Linked DNA regions of Mus musculus: all the other regions are linked to region 3. The links are chromatin loops, found by intact Hi-C in ENCODE. Cell type or tissue: heart. All regions are shown on one strand.

Region 1 (5,000 bases), 1.2 Mb before region 3:
GCACTTTCAGGTAAGTACTTTATGCACCTACTAATGCTAATGCTCACAACCGTCCTATAAGGTCCTAGGCAAGGGGAGATTTTGGTCATAGTGTAGTGAAGGAAATCCAAGGACAATGTGTGATCCCAGCATCAGATGTAATTGTCAACAAGAGCCTGAGACTGCCCATTCTGAACCGCATGTGAGGTGATGGGAGGACCAAACTCTGATTGATGCTGTTGAGCATCAGTCAAGATCATCAGAGTTTAATATGTAGGCATGTAGTAGCCAAACTCGTATGAATATTCAGTCTCTTGTTAATTTATAAAGAATTAGGACTTAAAAAGGATGCAATCTCACCACGCTATTAGGTTAAGCTCTCCTACAACAAACCAGAAAAAAATGTATTGTAAATTAGGCCATTTTGGAATCCGTGCAATTTAAATGGTTGAGTTATTTTATGTTAGGAAAGTGACTGCACAATATTCATTAGCTAATTTTCATGATGTTTTGTTGTTGTTGTTGTTGTTTTTTTAACACATTGGGCCAAATTACACTTTCAGAGATGCTGACAGAATTTTAATTAACATAATAGGTCTAAATTCAGTTCTTTCTATGGTTGCTTCATTTTGATTCAGGGAGGTGTTGAGCATTATAATTTTCCTTTTTGTAAGGAAGGAAAGCCAGTTTCTGCAGGCTGAATCATGCGCTCACAACCTGCATGAGAATAAGCCCAACACAGGTGTGAGTTTTACCAACGTGAAGTCTAAGCCCTAACAGAGTGGCCGATGGCAGTAAATTATAGCCCCACCTCTCCCTGTATGAAGTACCTCGGCCCCACTCTCTCCCCTGCCCTTACCTGTCTTTTTGTCATCGCTGTTGTCTTATAGAAGTTTACAAGCCTGGAAAAGACAAATATTCGGGTACATTAAACGAATTTGTAAAACATGTACTTTATGAAATATTGTAAGATACATCACATTGTATTGTGTGTATTTCCATTGCAGGTTGTCCCTCCAAAGCATTGCAGAGGCTGACATTGTCACCAGCCCCCAAGGGAAGAAAGCAATAGCATTCATAAAAAAGGGGTCCCAGTGAACTCAGAGTTTATATGCATATGCTTTCTGCTGAAAGCATTGCAGTAATATGAACAACATGTTTTGACCATCTCCTGTCTGAGCCATTTTCCTGTCTGCCAGCTTCCAGGATCATGTGTGATTGTGTAGCAGCACAAAAACCAAATTCTAAGGTGCCTGCAACATCTTACAGCTATTACCTCTGGTCGTGTGGATTTGTGGTTTAAGAAAAAAAAAATATTAGCAGGAGCAAGGGGACACTCAGTACTTAACATAAGCAGCTGTTAATTATAAAACCACAGTCATTTGTATTTTACTAAAAATGTTGATATGACTCTCAAAGAATTTTAAGAAAGCCATTAAATCCCTTTCATCTCTGCATCTGATTTCTACACTTGCCACTTCCTTCTCCCTAAATAATCCCTACTCTCCCTTTTGAGTCCTATTAAGGATCATAAAAACCAATAAAATATCTTTTTGGAGAAAGCCAAAATGTATTTGAGAGAATTAGGGTTGATTAGGGAGATGCTATACTAGATATTATCGCAAATTAGTTCTGTTAAATATGGAGAGGTTGAGCGTTCTGTACATCTCTCTGCAATAAAATACATGGACACGTGTGTGCTCACACATGAGATCCACTGACACAGAGAGCTGCTGGCACCGATCCTTACATGTTTAATCACAGCCCTGCTGTAACAGAAAGAACAGGTTGGTCAAGGATGGGAGGATTTTCTGTAGAAGCTGGAGACATCAATGCACTGTAAGATATTATTTCTTGTCTTCAAGTCTGTCTTTTATTTTGTTTACACAACAAAGTTATTATGCTAATTATGTAGTAATATGCCGCCCCTGAGGACATTCCACGTTGATAGCATCTACTTTAGGATGCAGATTGGGAGCCAATATGTGATTATTGCTATTTCAAAATGATTTGATCACTGCAACAATTTTTCATTCAGAGGGAGTTCTCTGGCTGTACAGCCTTGGTATGGATTTAACAGCACAGTGCAGAAAAAATAATCAGGAGAGTTTGGGGGATTTTTAAAAATGTTCTTCTCAAAGAATATCAATAAATAATATTTTGGAATAGTGAGTCAAGACTAAGCTGTGTATGTGTGTGTGTTTGTACTCTTTCACATGTGCACGATGGAGTGCGGTTGAAAACTCATGTTAATATGTATACAACCTCACTAGGGGGAGCTCTTGGCTGGCTGTTCAGTAGCCTGACCATTGTCTGTAGGAGACAATTTTTCTTTGTTTGAAAATTTACAAGTCATCAATGAAAATGCCACAAATACAGTAGAAGTTTAGGGGGTGGTCACACCACTGGGTTTCAAATCGGGATTTAGGTGAGGAAGGGAAGTCAGTTTCTTCCGTGCTCCCTTTCCCCAGCCATTCTATAACTGCATCCCATCATTTGACAGGTTTCAGAGCTGCTGCAAGTATCTCTCTTTGCCATAGGGCTTTCTGCAGTCTGCTCCTTCTGGGAGTCTCTCCACTGATACTTGGCAATAACAATGAAGATTTTGCAAAGGCCAGGTACTCAGATCAATTAACTAAGCAATGCTCCAAATGTGATCATAGTACCGAACATTATAGTGTTGCTTTAAAACTGGGAACTTTGTGATTAGAGATGCAGACGATCCAAAGAATTTTGGGGTGGGGTGTTAATCAACCGAAGAAATACAAATATTTGTAAAATTTTCTTAAGACAATTACTTTTGGAAGCAAAGCAAAATATGCCAGCCCTAAGGGAACAGTGTGACTGGCTTGGGCAATTCTCATTTTATTATCCTTACTCTGAAAACTCCAATCTCTCCCTCTCCCTCTCCTTCTCCCCCTCCCCCACCTCTCTCTCTCTCTCTCTCTCTCTCTCTCTCTCTCTCTCTCTCTCTCTCTCTCTCTCTCTCTTGTGTGTGTGTGTGTGTGTGTGTGTATCTTTTTAAATCAGAGGAAAAAGAAATAAAGCCAAGTGCCTCTTTCCCTACCATGTTCCTTTCCTTTTTTCTCTACTCTAATGACATTTGGCAGGCTCGGCTGTGTAATGCTCGACTGGTTTTATTGTTGTCTGTTCCCAGTGGGGAATAGTTGACACTGCTCTCTGTTTTCAATTGATATCCATTTTCAACAATATTGCTTTCTATTAGATTCCTGCACAGTTTGTGCCAAGCAAACTGAATATTTACTGGGCTGACCTCAAACCCTTCAAATCAACAAACACTAGAATAAGCAAAAGTATGCATTTTAAAGATCAAATGTTTCTGAATGCTCTTTACAAAATTATTATTTTTAAATGCACCTTGAACTGCAGATTAAATAATATTATGGTATTGCCTCTGTTAGCCCATTTTATTTATTTACTTTCACATGTTAAGTAATGGTATTAAATGTTAAAACACAGTTGTATATATTACTTAGTGAAGGATAATAACAATTCAATAATTTCGTATTTAGCAGACTCCCCTTTTAAGCAATCAAGCATTTTTGGCCCATTACCTTTTAGTGTACACATAGTTTGTAATATCATATTGCATAGGACAACTGAGTTCGACAAAGCAGAAGATGGACAACCACTCCAAGCTTCTTTAGTGCCGGGAGGTTCTGAGTTAGAATTGGAAAGCAAATCCTTTAACCATTGAAAGCCAAATAGCCACTGAATGACATGAATATTTCTAACATCTTTGCTTCACTGTGCTAACCAAAGTTGTCAGAATCTTAATCATACATGCTACCCATCTATTACAGTGCACCAGGCTATAGGGGACAGGTAGGAAATAGACAGCCTTTAATTTTGGAGAAAATCAAGAAAAGGATTAGAAAAGAAAGGGATTTCATATTTTTGAGAAACACCTCGAAACTATTGTCATTTAGCCAAATATGCCTAGTTTCTCTAAAAAACAAAAAGAAAAACAAAAACCAAAGCTTACTGTTCCACCCTTCGGCTGAAGCGGACTATAATCGGATATGTCTACATAAAAGCCTTTGGTAAGTTAAGGTAGCTATTGGCTATTCAAGCAAATAATCACAGGCAGTGACAACAGAAGTACAGAAAGTGCTAACAAGTATTGTGGTGTCTAAAAGATGCTCCATAGATTTGGCTCCCTGGGACCCATGTAAAGGTAGTGTGCACTTGTAACCCCAGCTCTGGGAGAAAGGAGATTGGAAGACTGTGGGATTTTGCTAGCCAGCCAGTATAATGGAAACAACAAAAGGCAGTTTTAATAAGAAAAACTCTGGCTTCCAAGTAAGGTGAAGAAAAATAGAAGAATCTGAAATGTGCCTCTGACTTTTCCTTAGACTGAGATCTCTCTCTCTCTCTCTCTCTCTCTCTCTCTCTCACACACACACACACACACACACACACACACACACTTGCATGTGTGCTTGCACACACACACATGCGTGCACAGACACATACACAAAACACAAAGGGAGAGAAAAAAGATTATAGTGAAAATACAGTCTTTAATGATGTGCACATGACCATGGCTATGACATTACAGAAGATAACCCATTGGGTGAAGTTTGAATCCAATTCATAAGAAAAAAAGACAATGAACCAAAGGTCCCACTTGCAGAGACTGACTTCTCTTTCCAAGCTTGCATTCTTTCTTTCTTTCTTTGTTTTTTTTTCCTTTTTTTTTAAATTTTATTTTATTTTCGAGGCAGGGTTTCTCTGTGTAGCCCTGACTGTCCTGGAACTCACTCTGTAGACCAGGCTGGCCTTGAACTCAGAATTCTGCCTGCTGCTGCCTCCCAAGTGCTGGGATTAAAGGCTCCAAGCTTCCTTAATTTTTTTCCCTTTCCTAATATTTATTCAGTCTGAACCAACCACCTTCTTTCTCTTGATGCAGAACCTGATGTCTTCTTACCATTTCTTGAGCCCACTGTGCCTGCCAGCACCTTAGAACCAAGCAGTTCCAACAGTGCGTTGTTTACCCT
Region 2 (5,000 bases), 870 kb before region 3:
CATGTTGCCATGTTCCCAGCCATGATAATAACAGACTAAACCTCTGAACTATAGGCCAATCCCAATTAAATACCTTCCTTTATAAGAGTTGCCTTAGTCCCAGTGTCATTTCAGAGCAATAAAACATTAACTAAGACGCTCACCTAGAAATTTCAGGGTTTCTTCTGCCTTGGTTTTCTACATGCTGAGAACATGAGCAGTGCCTTTCAATGTATATATTGCCTGTCTCTAAAATGTTATTTATTTGGCAGTTTGGATGTTGGTGGCATATATATATATATACATATATATATATATATATATATATATATATATATATGCATACCTTACATATGCACACCTTGTGTATACACACACACACACACACACACACACACACACACACATATATATATATATATATATATATATATATATATATATATACACATACCTTGTATCTATGCAGGAATTACAAGGGTTGGAGCAGAAATATAATATACAAAATAAGTAATGGAGGTCTAGATAAACAGGTACAAACTCTTCTAGTCAAAATGTAGGAAGTATTAAGTTAGTTGGAGACAATATTTTTAGCATAATTATTTTAAAAGCTACTTTGTAAGGCTACTTTGTAGTAGTTATTATATACTCTAAAGTGGCCAGTGCCACTTCATATAGCAGTAAATGCTTATGCAATAATGTAACCTAAGCAAGCTCATCTCCTAAGGATATTCACAGTAAGAAATTCAGCGGCAGATTCTCATTATTGGCTGTTCTTTGCTTATAGAGCACAGTGTTTTCTACTGGATGTGTGACAAAATAGAAAGGTGCAGAGTTCCAGCAATCAGAATAAATGCCTCAAACATCTGCAGCTATACATATGTGGAGCATACAGCTGTGTTTATTTCAAAGATAACACATTTACATGCCTACAATACATTTACTTAAATGTATATTTTATGCATGTGAGAAATTCAAACAAGGGCATTTTCTCTATGTGAATATGCATTTGAAAAACGACTCACATCTATTCTCCACATTTATTTAAAGCTAACAGTATTTATTTATACAATATACTTATTACTACACAATCATAACTCTTTCAGAATAAAACATTTTTAAAAGATTAAAGAAACTTAAATGGGAGCATAGGTCACACACAATCAAGAAATCTTTGGGGTGGAGTTATTCATAGTTCAAGCTTTAAGAAGAATTTGGAAATTCAGCAAGATTAGAAAATAAAATCATTTGCCACAAAATATATTCCTTCTATTCCAAAAATTTTGTCACAACATGGTGTCCATTTTATTTGAACAAGGAAGCATATATGTTGGGACTTCACTATTTCCTCTCTCCTCCAAGCAACACACATATACAATCCTCATTAAGAACATTTATTTAATGTCATTGAATTCTATCTTTGTTTCATTTTAAAGATCCTGAATACCAGAAAATGATCTAGCAGTACAGAAAATAAAATCACATTTTGGGTTTCATTTCTCAATAAGATATCATGGGAGACTTCAGAGATATCTATTTATATGTGCCTACATTCTTTTTGTATGATGTTTTGCCTTTTACAAACTTTTGTAACACTTGAAGGGATATTATTATTATTATTTTAATATTTTATTTTTTAATTTCTGTCATGTAGTACATCTCAACCACAGCTTCCCCTTCCTTCCTTAGATCTCTTCCTCCATTTCTTCTTCAGAAAAGAGCAGGCCTCCGAGAGACAACAGCCAAACTGGAAAAAACAGTATACAGTAACACAAGGTGAAATCTCTTAATTTGAAGTTGGACAAAAAAACCCAATAGGAGGAAAATAGTTTTAAAAGCAGGCAAAAGAATGAGAGACATGCTGGCTCCCACTGTGTGGAGTCTCAGGAGAACACAGCAAGTCATAACAAATGCAGGGGACCTGGCATGGACCCATGCCGCAGGCCCTATGCGCTCCACACAGACTAACTGTGAACCTATGTGAGGCCCGCTTAACTGATTTGGTGGGCCATGTTCTCCCGCAGTCCTCCATCCCCTCTGACTCCTACTGTCTGGGTTTTAAATTTAGTTTATGTCAGTATAAAGAGAATCACTCTTTGTTCAGTGGCTTGTTCATTTATTAAATAAACTCACCTGCTTCTAGTCTGGAAGCAGACTATGGATAATAATACTACTTCCCAGGAGGTTTTGTCGGGATTGTAAAAGCATAATTTAGAGAGCAGTCGGTGATCAAAACCATTCCAAATGTTAAATAACTCAATATTGTCTGCTCCTGTTTTACAGATGCGAAAACTAAGTTCCCGAAACAGGCCTGCAATCACAGTCGTTTGTCACCTTTCAGCAATTGCTTTCCCTAAATTGACTCTCTTGTTAAAAGTTAAAAATTAAAATAAAAGTATCTTATCCTACCCTAAGTCCTGCTCCTTGAATCTCTTTGAATGTGTTTCACTGTTGGAATGTTTTCCTAAGGATATGACTAGATTTAGGTGTTTGTGTGTAAAAGGTGGAAGTGGTCACTCATTAAAATAACTTTTGGTTTTCGTTTTATGTTTGTGAAAAGAAGTCAGGCTCCTTTCTGTTAATGTCTGCATCCTAGGAAGTACTGAAGCTCTAAGGTGTAGAAATGATGGACCTAAGAGCACACACAGTCCTGGAGGCTCGCAGGGAAGGCCTAGCCAATCAGAGTGTAGACTGAAGGCTGGCCCCGCCCCTCCTCGTCTGGCCCTCCTGGAGTAGGGGTGTGCGGCTCTTCGTCCCGCCCCTGCCTCTGAGTGACAGCAGCGTGGACAGCTGCCCACCCGGCCGGACCCGCAGTTGGGCCGCCCTCGCTGGGCAATGCTGAGGTGTGTTTCCGGCGAGGGCTTGGGGGTTCGGGGTCACAGTTCTCTTGATGCGGGCCCAGGGCTGGAAACGCGCTTTCCCAGCGTCTCCCAGCCCCGTGGAGACTGTAGATCTGGCCTGGGGAACAGCCCCAGGCGCTGGGCCTGAGCATCCGGAGGCTCCTCCAGGGGATCTGGGCTCCGAGCCCAGCAGGGAGACCTCCTTTTCGACTGTTTTGGCTTCTCCGGCCCAGAGAGAATGGCCAGACTGGGGTGGGCGTGGCCGCCTGGGTTGCCGAGCAACGCGGGTGCGCCCTGCCAGCGTGTCCTAGTGCTCCAGGACCTTGCAGAAACTCTCAGTCCCACCCACTTCCCCAGGTTTACCCTAGGCTGGGGATTAATTAGCTTGCTGTGCTGTCCACTAATTTGAGAGGCCTCCTTGTAGTTACAGGTGACTCTAGTTTCTACTAATCCTGCTTAGGCCGCCGCCGCCTCCTGTGTTTTAACTCCGATTTACTCTTTCCTGTTTCCCTTTTATGGGAACAGTCTTGTAAGCCAAAATATTTGTAGAGTTGCTTTATTGGTTAGTGGTAGTGGTGAAGTGGGGTTACTTTTTCTGATGTTTAGTGAATCCCCGAACCCAAACGATGTTGTATGTGGATATGCTCTGTGATATGCTGTCTTTCACTTAACCTAATGTAATGAACTTCCTCTGGAAGTTGCAACTCATTACAGCAAGGACTTTCATATGTGATTTTCCTTGCAGTCTATTGTGAAGTATGTTAAACTTCTAAGCACTTACTATTGAGTCCATATTTAATGATCAACTACAAGATAACACAGATAAATACTGCAAACATCTTCTTCCCTCATATCTTTTGGCCCCACATGATTCAGAAGAACAAACATTCTATAGGAAAACACAGACAAGAAGGGAGCTGGCTTTAATTTTCCATGCCAGGGTTCCAGTGTAAATCCTCAGGAAGAGAGTTTCTCTTGGCCTGCTGTTAACAGTGGCCCTCAGTAAGGAAGCCCCTTCGTTTCCCTTAGTTGAGAACCTTCAATCATCTCATCTATAAAGTTCTCAATCTAGTATCTATCCTAGCAGGATTGATTTAAAAGTATAATTACAATAGTGATCTGCAGTAATCCAAGATGTTATTGGTTATAATGTCCGTTTGTTCTTATCTTAGGGTATTTTTAAATGTTCTTGACTTTCCTCATTTCTTTGGCTAGTAGAGTGGTGAGGATTATGTCCATCCATCTTTCCTCGATTAATTCATTGTTACTGCTTAGGTAGCACACAAAGGGCCTTGCATAGTTTATCTGCCCTTAGTATTAGTCCCCCACCACCCAAGAATACACAGAGAAGGGGTTGTGGTTTTGTAGGGGCTCTTGGAGATATTAGGAAATGTTCGTGTTAAATCTAATAATGTCCAGTTTTTGATGTCACCATTTTGAGATGCCAGAGAAAGCTTTGAGTAATCCTGTAGATTGGGCAGCATTTAAATAGGAAGTGGAAGCTTTATCGAGACCACCATTTTCCTTTAATTTAGGACACAATAATTACTTTCCCCCATGTCTCACTAAGGAAAACTTGGAGCAGAGTTTTTGTTTTGTTTTTTAGTTTATTTTTTTAACTCTTTCTTTCAAATAGCCTTTAACCCCATTTCACTATCCAAATAAGGTCATCACAATTTATCTCATTTTTACTAACAATCAACAGAAACATCGAATGTTGAATAACTTGTTACTTTGTTTCAATGTAAGCCCTTGATCATGTCTATGAAAGAACATTCAGGAGAAGAAAACGTAGTGCTATAGGACAGTGTTAAATTGTACTTTGAGATAAATGTTAAATGTGTAAAATTTCTTCTGCATCAGTCCTCATTTTGGACAAATTAACAAACAGAGTCTTATTATGGTAAGTTCATGCAACTGTAAAATCATTACCTGACTCTTTCTTACAGCTCACGTTTTAATGTACATAAAATATCCTGGTTGCTTTCAGTTTCTGGTAGCTGTAACGCTCTGTCTGTTCCAGCAATGCCCCAGTTCCTGAATAATGACTCGGAGGCTTATTATTTAATACTAGATGTCTAGGCCTTAAGCTCTTAAGAGTTGTTTAAACTAGCCAACTACCTCTTAACTCAATTATCCTGTTGATACTATTCTATGTCTGTTACATGGCTGGTTACCTCT
Region 3 (5,000 bases):
TCTAATAAATTCCTGTGATTTGGGTAATTTCTTTTTAAAATGTGCAGGGTTAATTCCTGGGAGTGGCAAAGGGCCTTTTTTTCTTTTTTTTTTGCTGTTGTGTGATAAATTCAGATCCATGCTCCATTCGTGGTTGTTTTTGTAGGCAGCAGGAATTGTTTCTGGGTTAGATCTTGGAAGAGACAGAGAAAGGAAATAAATGCCAGAGAGTGAGAGGAGACTGTTCTATTGATGCTCCAGGCAGTTCTTACGGAAGTTGATATGCAGAACCATGGAGCCAAGACTTCAGGGTCAGGCTTCTACCCGGCAGCATAGCTTCCTTGTTTAATTACCTGAAGAGCAAAACAGTCAGCCTGGGAATGTGTGAAACCCCAGGATCTCCTGCAGCCTCCTGGCCCTCTGACATCCTTCAAGGCCAGTCCCATGGGTCTGGCTGGTTCACGCCTGGGTTCCTCTCTCTCAGGAGGCATTGTGTGCAAGAGGGTTTGGCTGTGAAGCTGAGATCTCTGCCAGTGCCTAGACTCCTGTTCATTCCTTCTGGTCTGTATTGACAGATAGATTTGGCTTTCCTCTTTCTTCAACGAATTTAAACATGTGGCTCTTTCATTTTGAACCTCTGGCCTTGCTATGAAACAATCCCTGTCCCTCCAACACATTAGCTAATGGAAGAGTGGCCTTAGTTTCCTGAGAACTCATTTTTCAGCATTGTGTGATCACATCCTGTGTGTTGCTATTATGGGGTCAGACTCACTCATAATAATTTAGTGTGCAACTAACAGTTCTGAGATGGTTTATTTATTCATACATGAAAACAGAATATCCTGTTTTTAAAAGAAAAGTTATAGGATTTTCGAGATGGGGTCTCCCTCTTTTTTCCTTGGAATCTGAATATAGTGTTAACATTTGCAGCAGGAAGGGGCACACATGCTTTGATGGAGCAGGAGGTGATGAGAAATAATATTGGTTAGCAATATGTCTAGCTTTGGGGGCGTTGCATAGGGAAAGTATTCTAAGACTTGCTTGGCGAGAGAGCCATTTGGGAGACCTCCTGGCTATAACAAGATGCTACCTTCCCCAGAGGAAGTCTGACAGCTTCTTTATCTGTCCTGCTGACTGAAGTGTCCTCCCTGTGGGTGGGGAGCAGGGATGCTGCTAGTTTTTCCGTCAAACATCAGTGGAAAGTGTGACTTCATGTCTAGTAATTTGGTTTGTCCAACTACTTCCGTAGGCTTCTGTCTTGCAGTCTGAAGGACATTTGTCCTTTACTGGAACGTGTTTGCCTACATAAAGTACAAATAAGAGTTGTGGGCATGTAAAAAGAGTGTTTTTTTCCGCATATATTTTGTATTTTCATTTATTTATTCACTTTACATCTCAATGCCCATCCCGCTCTCCTCCCATCCCCCTTCCCTCAGTTCTTCCTTTACCCCTTCCACTTTCCCTCTGAGAAGGGGAAGCCCCCCCCCCCCCTTGGGTATCACCCACCCTGGCACATCAAGTTTCTGTAGGACTAGGTGCATCCTCTCCCAAGTGTTCTTTTGGTGAATTCACAAACATAACTCCACTCCTGGCAATGAGTTCTCTACACTGCTTTTCCCAAAGTGATAAACATGTTGGACTTTGTAGAGAAGTTTCATGGGAATTATTAGAAAAGCAGCTTTGTATTCATATAATATTTATGGAAATAATATGTGTTTGAATATTTGTATACTGCGCCATGGGCAAGTGTATAATCATTTAACTAGCTGGTCTAGCCTGGTGTACCTGGCGACTGACCTGGCCTGGTGGTCTGTTGCTCACAGGCATTAAGCACCTGTGCCTGGTGCACCCTCTCTGCAGGTTTGCTCCTGTCTATTTATGTAGCATCCTCCTGCCTTTCCTTCAGAGTTTTTCTTCACCATCAATATGCACGTGGAGAAAGTAGTATAAAAATATACTTTTAGCCACTGTCAGTGTTCATAACTCACTCTCTACAAACAGACTCTTCACTAAAGCCCCACCCTGCCTCCTGAGCTCCCCAAGTTTTGCTAGGTTTTATCACCCGACCCACCCCCGACCCCCCCATAGTTTTTCAGAATGCAGGTGAGAACAGCCCAGTGCTATTATCAGCAGGGCACTGAGTTCACTAAGAGAGGACTGAGAAAGACTGAAAGACAAATGGCTAGTTGTGGTTTTCAGGTGAGCTTGCTCTGTTAATCTGGGCTGAAATGGACAGGAACAGGTGGTGTGGCGGAGGAGAGGATGGGTAGGGGTTGCTCTGGCCAAGAGCAGGTTGCCAGCTGGGCCAGTGATCTAGTTCTGTTGTCAGTGTACCCACAGCAGTGGAAAAGGGACCTTTTCACATAAAAGGCAATCTTGACAAACTTTCTGAAAACGTTAATGAGGTATAAATGAATAATCTTAGTAAGTTGAAGTGCTGAATTTGCTAAGCGAACTGAGCTGAGGTTCAAAGATTTGAAGCGCTACTGTATTTTCTATATTCCAATATACAGCAGTGTGGTGGGGCGGATGGGTGCGAACGCCGCTGGAGTCATTTTGTCTTGGTGCTGTAGCAGATGTGCTATACTGGGACCTCTGGACAGAGAAAGCACAGTTAGGGATGGAATTTGGTAATAAAACTCATTCTAGCTAAAAGTGGGTTTTTCTTTTTAAAGTTTGAATCTACATACAAATGTAACAAATTAGTGTATGTGTATAGATTTGAAGAATTTGCAATATGGAGAAAAGGTGATGGGAGTTTGTTAGAGATTAAAAAGTGCTGAGGAAAAAAATATGATCAGAAAAAAAAAATGTGGGCTCTTGTATTGCTGTGTCCTTGCTCCACCTGGTGGATTTTGCTGAAAGTGTTTAAGTCTGTGTTAATGAAAAGAATTAACCACTACACAGTTCCTCTGAGCATAGCAAGAGTCTTGTTGGTGTTTAAAATATTCCTATGTTTATGGTTTTTGTTCTGTAATTTCATTGCATTGAAAGAAATGTATATTATATAGAATCCATGTGGTTCAAACATATGTATGTTCGTTTTCGGAAATTTGGAATATTCCGAAAGTAACCCTCACATGAAATCCCCCTGCATAGGGCCATCATTACCAGTTCCACACTTAGTATTACTTATTCTGGAGCCCCAGCTGGTTCCGATCTTGCTCTGTAAATTAGCCTGGATTTGAACTTGTTCCACTCCTCTAAGCCTCTACTATTGGATTGGTTTTAAGGATAGATGTTATCAGAAGAGAACCAGCTTGCATTTTCGCTGATTTAAAAATACGTTGAATGTTTACTACTAAGTCAAAGAATGATGACAGGCATCGGGCTGATTATAATCATTTTTGCAGAACTGCTTCTCAGGCTCAAAGGTGGTGGTGTGTCAGTGTTTAGCAGAAAGGTTTTTTTCTCATTGAGCTTCATGTCCAAGACACAAAGGTAGAGACTAACGGTGCCTTATGCATTCATGGGGTTGGTAATATCTGTTGTTTGCTGGCCTTGTACAGACTGCTTTCTCTGGCAATCTTAAGAATTCAGTTGTGCTTTGATCAGCTTACTGCTTTCCTTAGGTTATTATTATTTTTTTAATCCCTTAGATTCTTACATCGCTGTAACAGAAGGTGAAGTTTTGAAAACAGTGTCTCCATATGCAAGGGATTTGGAGACCTTTTTATTGTCTTTAACACTGTCATTCATGGTCCTCATTAGCATTTATTGTTGCAAGCCTACAAGCAGAAAATGTGAAATTGGTATGTCATGAATAGCCCCACAGAGCTCTGGAGCCCTCTGATTTTGCCTGCAGTGTGGTGTGGGCTGGGCTTTGAGGGAAAGCTGTCCAGATGGCTGCCTGCACACAGCAGAGCTGCAGGTTTTTGTCTCTGGTGCTGAGAGGAGGGGAAGTTCACTGGAGCATACGCCATCACCCTTGCATTTTAACAAAACTAACTAGCCATTAGTCAAGATGGGAGGGTGATGACATCGAGACAAAGGTTTTCCATATAGTGTTACAAGCTGTGTCACAGGATAGGGCTGAGCTGCTAGGTACCTTCTCTTTTAACCCAGTGGGTTTTGTGGTTGGAAAACGAGATGGAAATGGTAACTTCTTTGCAAATTGGTGTGCAGGTGGGTCTTTTACAGATCTCTTTTTTAAATTTGTTTAAATTGGAAGATGATATTTTATGCTAAAAGAGTCTATAAAGCTAGGATTCCTCACTAGGGCTAAGAACCTAAGTGTTGTTTTATTTAAAAGCTGAAAAGAAAGAATTTAGACCATTTTTCCTGCAGAGAAATCTACTTTTAAGAACATTAGTACATTTAAGTCTCATTTACATAAAATAATGTTCAACCAATGTGTGTTAAAAACAGTTTTCAGATTTTAGAATTTCTTAAATGTTAGGTCTGAGAGTCAAAAGTTGTCAATTATAAAAGATATACAATAATAAATATACTGTGCTAGTATAAGATCATGGCCACTATTATAAACAAATAATAATTACAGATACAGGTTCTATTTTCTGTTAGCAAGTGATATTTTTGAGATTTCATTTTGCACAAATACTAGTAAACCTACACAGTGTGCACATAATAACAGACATATTTGCTTTCATATGCGGAGTGTGTATATATTTGAGGTTTTCTTCTTTTTTTCTCTTTCTCTTTCCTTCTGTTTCTCTCTCTGTGTCTCCCTCTCTGTCTCTGTTTCTGTCTCTCTCTTTTTGTCTCCCATTCATAAAGTCTTACTGTGCAGTTCTGACTGGCCTGAAACTTGCTATGTAGACCAGGCTGGTTTCAAAAATTCAGAGATTCACATGACTCTGTCTCCTGAGTATTGGTATTAAACATAGGCATCACCCTACCCACTGGATAACATATGTTGACCAGAATTCAAAATAAAATACATTGCTACATTGCTTCAAAAACTGCCAAAATGATTGTCAGTGCATATGTATGTATGTATGTATGTATGTATATATATGGAGGAAAATGCCACAGAGATTGGCTTATTAAGAAGACATTAT
Region 4 (5,000 bases), 1.5 Mb before region 3:
AAATTGGGAAAATGTCGGGTCTTATGGTAGAATTTATGAAAATACAAAGTAATATGAGTTTCAATATGCTTGAGTATAAGTATTTTCTGGGAAGTGTTACTTTTGCAAAGTTTTTCATTTTGTTTTCAAGTGAAGGAGAGAACCTACGAGCAACACAAATACTCTTATAAAAGGGCAGAGCTTTGCTTCTAGGGCAACAAGACTATTTGATAATTCTGATTATTGATTATCAATCAAATCTCTCCAGCTTTAAACAGAGTTATGGGTTTTGTTAAATAAAAGAGGAACCTGGACTTCCTTGTAAGGCGAGTCTTTATTTGAAAGGGTTATATAAGAGGGGAGGCAGATATTGCAATAGAGAAGATGCTGTGATCGCAGGACTAGGAGGGGTCTCAAGAACTGGAGAGAAGGTATTTCTAAGAGAAGTGAACCAGATACCAAAGCACTGGCTTGGGGATGTGGGATGCAGGAGAGGTGCCTAGGGTAGTAGTGGCAGTAGAGCTGAGCCCGAGTGTGAGTGACAGTCATTTTGTTTGATCAACAGGAAACAGAGATTGAGTTAATCAGCTACCAAGCAAAGACTGGCAATGGAGAGGGTCTGCATGCAGCCTTGCTGGAGCGGAAGTAAACAAGGAACAAAGGTCCTGACAGAAAGTGGCTCCTTACTGCAAGCCCAGGTACAGACCACAGAAAATAACAGGGAGGCTACTTTAATCCTTGTGTCTCCCAAGGCAGAGCTCAGGTAAGATTTGCTCACTTCAAAACCTAGGATGGATTTGGAAACACACCCTGGCCTTTTCATTTACAAAGGGATTAAAATAACAATTTGATGATATTATGGCATTTGAAATTGCTCTTCAGGATTTGTGTGTGTGTGTGTTAATGTAAATTGTTAAAAAACCAAACAGGAACATGGAAGGGAGTCTTTGGAGATAGCACAGTCAGAGATGCTGTTGGCTGCTGGTTTGTATGGTAGCTGACATGCAGGGGCACTACAAACTTAGGAAGGGCAGGAGAAAATCAATCTCTGTACGTTAATCAACAGAAATTAATATTCAGATAGTCTTTCGTAAAAGCAAGCACCCAGTTCACCTTAAGCTATTTGCTTTCCAAAAAAAACCCCGACTATTTACTGAACTTTGAAAAATTTCCTCCAAGTGAAGAACAAAGATAAGACAAGGAAGTTAACAGATACTCAAAGAATTAAGACAAAGCATCAGGTGTTTCATTTTTATATTGTGCTAAAACTAAAAGGACCAGAGAACATGTTCATGATGAATTTAGGTTTTGTTTTGTTTTGATTTGGAAACAAGTAACATTGAAGAGAGTGGCATAGAGAGAGTTGTTGGTTTGATTTCCTCTTTTAGCTGTGTATTTATATTAAAGTCTGATTCCCCTTAAAATATCTTCCCAAATGAAACCATACAATTTTATTAAAATTTCTGAAACTTTTAAATACATCAAAACCAAATAAAAGTGGACTAGGGAGGGGGAACCTTTGGAAGTGTGTGGGCAAATTCATTCCTGAGGGAACATTCCCTGAGGAAAAATAGAAACAATTTGGTCACCCAAATGTTCCTAATGTCACCTTCCTCTTCTCTTAAAGATAAGCCGATGAGACTTAAAAGAGTCAGTGTAGTCATTTTATCTTCTCTACACCAGAAACTCACGACTTATGAAGGAATAAATACTAAGTCACCAATGTTGGCGAAAAGTTGGGTACAGGGTGGAAGTGGTGCTTCTACATCTTTAGCAGGCGAGCTAGAAAACCTGAGGAAAACATGAAGTTCTTAGAAAGTTAACCGGAGAAATTTTTCCTTTGGGCGACCTCAGTGTTCAGGGAAACAATGGCCGTTGTTGGTGGCGCCAGGCTGCCAAGCATCCTGCCTTTCTTTTTCTCTTTTCCCTTTCTGCAGAGTATTGGGGTAAGGATCCTGTTCCCAGCCTCAGCTGCACAACTCAGGTCTTCCCAGGGCACGGGGCAAAGAACGGTTTCCATTGCTATTTCATCGCCAGACAGTAGATGGCGCTGGCTTTCTGTCAAAAGACTCTTCCTGCGCGGTCTCGTGCTGAACCACCTCCGACTTAGGTGCGTTTGCTTTTTATTTGTTTGTAATCACATGTTATAGGCAGCAATTTCACAGACTTATGTAAAATACCCAAACAGAGCTTCCCCAGTTTGGGTAGTTCTGTTGCAGAGGCTTCTTCTTTTTTTTCTTTTTCTCTTTCTGATTTTGATGCCATTGGCTGGGAAAGCTATTTCCCTGTCTTAAAGATTTTCCTTAAATTATGCCATCCTCTGTGAGGCATCGAGAAAGATGCTGCCTTCTGGAAAGGGATTGTAAAGAAAATGCATAAATGACAAATATCTTGTAGCTAAACTTTGGTAGTTTTTTTCAAAGAAACTTTTAAAATTGTATAACCCATTTGATTTTTATGCCTTTAAGTATCTCAATTTCCCTTTAAGCCAGAAGATATCCTTTAATCTTAAAAAAGTGAGCTAAGAATTGGCTTTCTGGAGACAGTTTGCCGTACTCTCTAATACTGTCCCAATAACCCAAAGGGACCATTATACAGCAGACATACACATTTCCATAACAAACAGAACGTATTGCCATCAGAAATGTTTGCCTGCCTTATGTAAAAATGTCAGAGGCAGGGGATGTGGAGATGGCTCAGTCAATCAAGTGCTTGCCGTACCAGCAGGTATGGCAGGAAGGTAGGTTTGATTCCCAGATCCCACGAAGAGGTGGTAAGTGCTGAGGTGTGCATCTGTGATCTCCACTTGGGAGGCAGACACTGGAGGGTAGCTCGGGCTCTCTGGCCTGACAGTCTAGTCAGACAGATAAGCTTCAAGTCCAGTGAGAGATTTGTTTCAAAAATTAAGGTGAAAAGGCAGCAAGATGGTTCAGTGGGTGAAGCACTTGCCACGCACACTTGACAGTCTAAGTTTGTTTTCCAGGTTCCCATGTAAAGGTGGAAAGAGAGAACAACTTCACTATGTTCTTTGACCTCACACACGTGCCATAGCACATGTCCTCCCCCCACCACGGGAATGACTGAGGAAAACATCTGACATTAACTTCTGACTTTCACACTCACATTCATACCCACATGTGCATACACACTTATAGACACAAACACACCATGCACACATACAGTATTACATACACATAAACAAAAATTTTCAATGATGCCCTTCTTGGGAAGTGTTTTTAAGAATTTTCATGAAAACAAATTATGGAGAATTTGAAGAAAAATTATCACTCATAAATACAGATTGTTTTTGCGGCTCCAGTGACTTATGTTTTCCAAATACAATTGCATTTATTTCACTAAATGTAGATTTTAAAATACAAGCTCTCTTTTGTAGAATGGAACAAGGATGGTATTTGACCAAATGTTATTTAAAGCCAACCCCCTAAAGGTATAATTTGGCACAAAGAGAGCTTCATTTATGGTTTCTAAATTCATAATTTACCTCGAAATCATGAATCATACAAGCTTTTCTAAGAAAAGTCTTCTATTTGAAAAACAATCAGCTAATTCTTGGTGCTGTTTTTAAAGAGAATAACCTACATGTATTTGACATATGAGTTAAGTTAAATTTTAATGAGTAATTAGAATTAAAAACACTTAATGGTTGCTGATACAGTTTCTGACCTGGTGGTCTTGAAGAAGGTATAACCTCTGGTGGCATTCACAGCAGGGAGTCAGTCCATGTCTCCATCTCATTCTCCAATTACCTGAATGTCACGGCGCCAGAGCACAGATCCCTCTGACCTGGTGATGGATCTGCGGAGCTGTCAATCCCAGATTTATTGCTTCATTTGGGAATGAACCGTTGCAGATCTTTCACGCCTGGCAGAGGCTGTTCATCGGAGGTAAAATAGAGGCCTACACCTCAAACACCTGTAAGTATGAGGTTGTTCAAGTTCTTTTTATTCTGAATAAGGTTCAAACTTCAAAATGACAACACTAATTTATGTATTTTATCCTAACACTGTATTTTGCTGTCAGGCAACAACCATAGACTTCAAACTTACTGTAGTGAGAAATCGTGTTCATGAGCCAGAATACACAAAGCAGCAGCTACAGTATCCTGCAGCACGTTAGAAGGAGCATCACAAACACACTACCAAATTATTAATTTTGTAGAAGGAAGGCTTTGCAGCAAGTCTTCCTGCAGAACCAGTACAGTACTGCATGCCTTGAACATTGCCCCAACAAGCACACACGGCTGTTGCTCTGTATGTCCAAGACATCGTGACTCTTGCTAATCCATGCTTCAACTGTTTTGTAACTCAGACCTCCATAAGGAAGAACTCAGAACAATTCCTTGGAGCCAGATTCTGTTTTTTTTTTTTTTTTTTTCTACCAAGGAACAAGGCAGAGAAATGCAGTGTTTTACATAATGTTTTCCACTTCTTCTGCTCCTCCTTCTCCATGCTGCTCATAAGCAATCATTCTTAGACAGAGTGGCTTGGCTCAGATGCTCTGTCTCCATTCCCAACCTTCCAGACATATACTATCACCCTTTCTCTAAAATCTCTTCATCTCTGTGTTTTCCATAAAAGTGGTCATTCGAACTCTGTCCTTTCTATTTTTAAGCTATAGATACTAAATTCCTCTTCTAACATGTTTTCTTTTCTATCACTAAAATAAATGCTATGTTTTTTCCATGGAAAAACCTCTCTCTCTCTCTCTCTCTCTCTCTTTCTCTCTCTCTCTCTCTCTTTCTCCATCCATCATCATCTGCCTGTCCATCATCTGTCCATCCATCCATCTGTGTCTGTCTGACTGTCTATGAATGGATGATATAAGCATAGAAGGGTGGCTATGCTATGTGAGTAAGGAGCCAGCGTATGATGGAAGGCAGGCAGAGGAGGACGGACTAGGGCAACAAATATGACAAATGTACTATGTGCATAAACATGCCCAAGTGAGATCTGTGTAGGTGGAAAGTCAGAAAAGTGTTCCCGAGTGTAGGAGCCTGAGCT
Region 5 (5,000 bases), 1.0 Mb before region 3:
GGTCAGGTTGGATTCTGCGGGTCATTTTAAGTGTTCACAAAAACAGCCTGTGAATTTCCGTTTAGGTCTCTCCAGAAGATGACCCAAGTGTCTTTATTGCAGGTTCCTTGGGGGTTTTGCTTTTGTAGCTCTGAGAGCACTTATCTGCTAGCACTGAATAAGATTACAGATCTCAATCCCTCGCTGCCCTTCTAAGGCAGCTAATGAAATCAGAGCCGCTGTGTTTCATCTGCCCTTCTAAAGTATCACAGGAGATAAGATATCAGGGCTTCCCCCAAAGCAAACACAAAGAAACACTGAAGGATGAGAACACAACACAGGACAGGCTAACCTGTGCCTCTAGCTTACCTGTTAATTAACCAGAGCCACAATCTGATCATATGTCATGAACAAGAGCAGGAAGCAAATAAATTCTAGTCACTTCAAATTAGCTCACTCAACAGGCCAGGAGCAAGTTAATTCTTAAGCATTTAATTCAGTCAATTGGCACTCAAACGAGAAGAGGCAGAAAGAAATGGTAGGATCTTGGCGAGGCTGTTAACCTGACCCACCCTCACAAGAGTACAATAACATGTATCAGTCTTTTCTCCATTCTCTAGGATTGTGTGAGTATACATTTTTGACTGGAAGCTTTTTGATCTATTGTGTTCTAGCCCTACGGGGTATACTATTGCCATCCCCTCTCTTCCCCTCCCTACCACACACTTACTTGGACAATCTGCTTAACATATTGCACCTTCATTCTACACTTGTAAAATGAAGCTACAGCAGGAGCAAACTTCACAGGGGCTAAGACTTATAAGGGCAGCTAAAGCACTTACCAAATACGGACAGACACTGGTCAGCACATCTATGTCTGCACGCTCATGCTTCACACTGAAGCATAGAAATGTAGGAGTATGGATTCTCTGCAGAGCCCTTGCCTTTAGTCAGCCATGGGACTGACTGTATGGAAAGTATACTTCCTGTATAGAAAGTAGCCCTATATTTTCATGGATTGATGTCAGCAACTGATTAGACGGCATCTATTTTCTTAGTTACACTCAAATTAAATACTTGTTATATTTGCCTTTTCCCCGTCTATATTTTTTATGTAACTGATATTGGAATTTTACCCTCTTGATAAGGGAAAAAGTTGCTTCTTCCATTTTCTGTACTTCCGTAATTCCTCTGAGAGCTGCGCCTCTGATTTCCCTTCTGTGAAGTGCCATCTGTGTGCCAGCGATCCTTTGTTGGCTCCTTCTGTGATTCACTGTGACTCTTTATTATTACAACCAGGATGGCCCCCCCCACCCCCTTTCCTAATAAGGAACAGAGTCAACGTGGCTGGGATTACTTTGAATGCTGGCATTTCTTCTGAATACAGTTCTAACTAGATTTGTATTTTTATGCTGTGGGTGGAAATGCCAGATAAGAAGAAACAGATGAAGCCAGATGAAAGGGTGAGATGGAAGGCGGAGGTCAGTTATGTGGACTTCCTTAGGTGGGACATTTGTTGCAGAAATGGCAACCAGCTCTTTAAAGAAAAATACATTGGAGTTCAGTACCATTAACAATAGATAAAGGAAGGGGGCAAGCAGCTACTTGGCGTTAATCTCACCCCGCACAAATAATGGCACCAGTGACATTTGACCATGTGACAGATGAGTGAGTGGAGAGCCTGGGGACTCTGATAGTGACAGTTTTCTTTTTTTGCCCTTGTAAATTATTCAGCATTGGCACAGCACTGGGAAAACACAAACTTGAGAAAGGGTGAGGGAGACAAGGAATTCTATTGCAAATGAGAATGGCGGCTGACAAGTCCATTAAAAAACAACAGACCAACATTCAAGCTGCATCTGCTGCCTTCAAAATGTCCTTCAAAGGTTCGGTTCACTAACCTCTTTTAGACAAGCAAGAAGGTAGCAGAGAGGAGAGGATAGTTCCCACTGGAAGCATTCCACATTAGTCTCTCTTCCCAGTGTGTCTGCGTCATTATCAGAGATCGGATGTTACTTCTCTTAAGGTCACATGTGGTATTAAAGCCCTAAGTCCCAGCCATACATTTCCATTGCAGTAATTGCAATCTGTTGGCATAAATGTGCCTTGCTGTTTTGGGTTAGTGTGACTGCCTTCCAACCCTGTCTCTCTTATATATTGAAGCTGCCACTCCAGTAGAGGTGGCTTTCCAGAATGTGATAAAATTTCATAGGCAAGCTATAAAAATGACATGCCACACTTGGGGGGGGGATACAGAAGATATTGTATTTCAGTGAACTTTATCATCTCTTTTTTCTCTACTTAGAAGGGAAATTGTGAAGCCTTCCATCTCAATAACCCAGCTGAAATGGAGCCTCATAGAGGTCTCTTGAAGGGAGTTGTAAAGAGATTCTGATGTCTGAGTAGACCAGTTGTACTGCCCCAACCTTCTTTCCCACAAACATCTGCTGTGCAGCTGGAAGACAGAGAAATTGATGTTTTTACATTGGTTGTCCAGCAAGGGGGGCTAGAAACTACAGTTCCCTTTCTGTTCAAATCAATTCCCCTCTGGTACATACTGCTAACGAAAAATCATTGGTAACATCTTGCCTTTGTATAATAGATTTTATGTGACATTTTCAAAATATTTTACATTAATGTGTGGAGCTTCCCCTGGCAAGGTATAATAAGGGAGTACTTCATCTCCATTTTCTAGAAGGGGTAAATGATACAACAGCAGGCTTGGCAAGGAATAAATCTGCTGCAGCACTGTGGATGGCCCCCAGATGTTCTACCCTCTGCCCCTCCTCTGCCTAGCTTTAACATTCCTTGTCCTCTGTTTCCACTCTACAAAGTCTGACCTGTGCGAGCCCTGTCCTGCTAGGAAACAACATAGAAGGTGGAAGGACCACCACAGATGTTTGTGTGTTTTCACTTACTCATTTGCAGTGATTGGACCATCGCCTTCTGCCCATACAGAGCAGAGTCCTCTCACTTAGGCTCCTGTGAGTCCAGCATCTCTGAAAGCTGAACATCTTTTATTTGATATTACGTGGGTCTGCAGTGTAAAGCTCCCATAATTTCAGGCTATGGAATTCCGTTTTGTAGTATCTACTTCCCTCCCCTCCTTATTCACCCATACCTTCTCAACCACCCCAAGTTCACCCATCACCAGATTAAAGAGCTTCCATGGTAACTCTGATTATCACTCACTATTATCTACTGTGACTTAGGTTAAGCCAAAAGATGTAAAGGTACATCTATGAGAAGGCAGCCTACCAGACCAAAATACCAAGAACAAGACATACCACATGCCAGAACCTCGATCCAGAAGTCTGTGATAAACAACACTTTGGGTTCTTAAGATGATGTAAGAAATTAACTCTGCCCTCTTTACTTCCAATAAAGTTGATACTGTGGGTCTCTTTCTATCTGTGTGTCTCTTTGGTCTCTATGGAGAGCCATAAAGAAAATGGTGGTTGTAGAAGAATTCAATGTGCTGTGTAGAATACCATGTAGGACTTAGGAACATAAATAGACCATGGAAGTCAGTCATCGCTTACTTCAAAGCATGAACGTAGTTTGTCAAAGGTTTATGCCTCCATTTATAACCATTTTATGATGCCCCTTCTCGTTACCAGGATTTCTTTTCCTAAAATATCTAACACACAGCTATTTGTATAAGCTAGAATTTAAATTAGGCATATTTTATAAGAAGCTTAGCAATTACTTTTTGTTAAGTATGGAAAACCATGATAGAAAGATTGTACGGGAGGATGCTGGATGCTGGGATTATAGTCCTTGGTTGCAAAATGGCATTCACTGGTATTTGTATCCGATTCAGGGGCTACTGGTGATTCCAGTGTTTGACAGAAATAAGTCAGATATAAAGTATACCATATGACTTCAAATACAAATATTACATTTTACAATTCATCTATTCTCAAAGATGAAGGGAATTTAATTCTATATTATTCAACTTACCATTCCTGAGGTCACACCAGAATGCAGCAAACTTAGAACTTCTTTAACAATAATAATTACATGGCTTTTTGGTTCCCTGGGCCCCTGGTCTTCCCATATAATCAGCAGGCTTCCCTCTGTAAATGAGTTTCTTTGAGTTCCTTGTACACATTCTCTCTGAGAAGTACAGATTCTTAACAGGCCCTTCCTGTTGGTATTTATACATCAGATTCTAGCTAGTTCATATAGCTTTTCAAGTATTGTGTCAGTGTTAAAAGTGGCGCATGTCTTGATTACTCCAGGGTACAGTTAGTCTAAATTCCTTATTATACACTGGAAATACAATTTTAAAATTTGGAAGTGTTAATATTTAGAAAGATAGGGGATTTTGTATTACTACATACATGTATATACTAATATCCTAGATATAAGTATGCTGCTATGCAAATAGATAAAAATAGTCATAATGTCATTTTCTGATGTCTATTTTTATTTTGTTACTCTTGCCCATTTTACCAGTTGGAAACAGATAAGGCACTTGATCCACAAAGGATAAAATTCTTACATTCTTTCCCAATCAAAAAATAAGGTAATTGGTTATATAACTTTATTATAAAACAAAAACTGAAAAGATGTGAGCCTCTTATTTGACAGGTTTCATAGTGACTCTGGCATCTAACTTCATAATCCAGTGAAACACACGTGAAACTTTGAATTAGTAGAATTTAAAAATGTTCTTTAACTCTAAAAGCATAATTAGCCATTTCCTGAACACAATGACAAGTCTACAGAGTTGAAATAGCAACTACCTCAACTAAAGAGACTTCACCTACACTTATGCAGAGTATGCAAACCACAACGGGACTTTGTTCTCTAGAGAAAAAGCCACAAGGGACTTTCCTCTTAAAGTAGTTCTCAAACTAAATTTAGAAAGTGTACCATCCCCATGAATTGTTAATGGAGGTAGAACAATTTTACTGGGAAATAGTCCTATAATGTACTTCATTTTTAAATTTAGATTATACCTGTGTATTAGGGAATCTTGATATTCATTATTTTTGAAAAAGTTCAAGCTTTCT

The links. Hi-C counts contacts between places; a loop is a spot of excess contacts. Peaks named below come from ENCODE experiments on the same cell type or tissue, not always from the same donor. Only the 100,000 strongest peaks of a DNase experiment are listed, where the experiment ranks them.
Region 1: it touches region 3 in a loop (16-fold over the local background); 19 of 42 quality-filtered maps call a loop at or near these places.
Region 2: it touches region 3 in a loop (2.7-fold over the local background); 2 of 42 quality-filtered maps call a loop at or near these places.
Region 4: it touches region 3 in a loop (10-fold over the local background); 21 of 42 quality-filtered maps call a loop at or near these places.
Region 5: a loop joins it to region 3, with 3 times the contacts of the local background. A loop is called at or near these places in 4 of 42 quality-filtered maps.

The regions. Positions count from the first base shown.
Region 1 is chr4:12,536,531-12,541,530 of GRCm38, forward strand. No RefSeq gene overlaps it. Among named protein-coding and RNA genes, the nearest start is that of Gm46846, 360 kb to the left of the region's middle. In heart, a CTCF peak has its summit at 2,255; no DNase peak of the experiment used is centred here; H3K4me3 peaks cover 256 bases; H3K27ac peaks cover 303 bases.
Region 2 is chr4:12,904,117-12,909,116 of GRCm38, forward strand. Triqk (triple QxxK/R motif containing) reads left to right here and starts at 2,721. Exons shown (of 5, transcript NM_001171801.1): 1 at 2,721-2,822. In heart, a CTCF peak has its summit at 2,896; DNase peaks (open chromatin) are centred at 2,755 and 3,105; H3K4me3 peaks cover 1,288 bases; H3K27ac peaks cover 1,189 bases.
Region 3 is chr4:13,775,216-13,780,215 of GRCm38, forward strand. It overlaps a transcript of Runx1t1 not described here. Among named protein-coding and RNA genes, the nearest start is that of Runx1t1, 7.1 kb to the right of the region's middle. In heart, a CTCF peak has its summit at 2,834 (motif pointing left); no DNase peak of the experiment used is centred here; H3K4me3 peaks cover 180 bases; H3K27ac peaks cover 1,971 bases.
Region 4 is chr4:12,239,099-12,244,098 of GRCm38, forward strand. No RefSeq gene overlaps it. Among named protein-coding and RNA genes, the nearest start is that of Gm46846, 68 kb to the left of the region's middle. In heart, a CTCF peak has its summit at 2,014 (motif pointing right); no DNase peak of the experiment used is centred here; H3K4me3 peaks cover 320 bases.
Region 5 is chr4:12,773,619-12,778,618 of GRCm38, forward strand. No RefSeq gene overlaps it. Among named protein-coding and RNA genes, the nearest start is that of Triqk, 130 kb to the right of the region's middle. In heart, a CTCF peak has its summit at 2,475; no DNase peak of the experiment used is centred here; H3K27ac peaks cover 291 bases.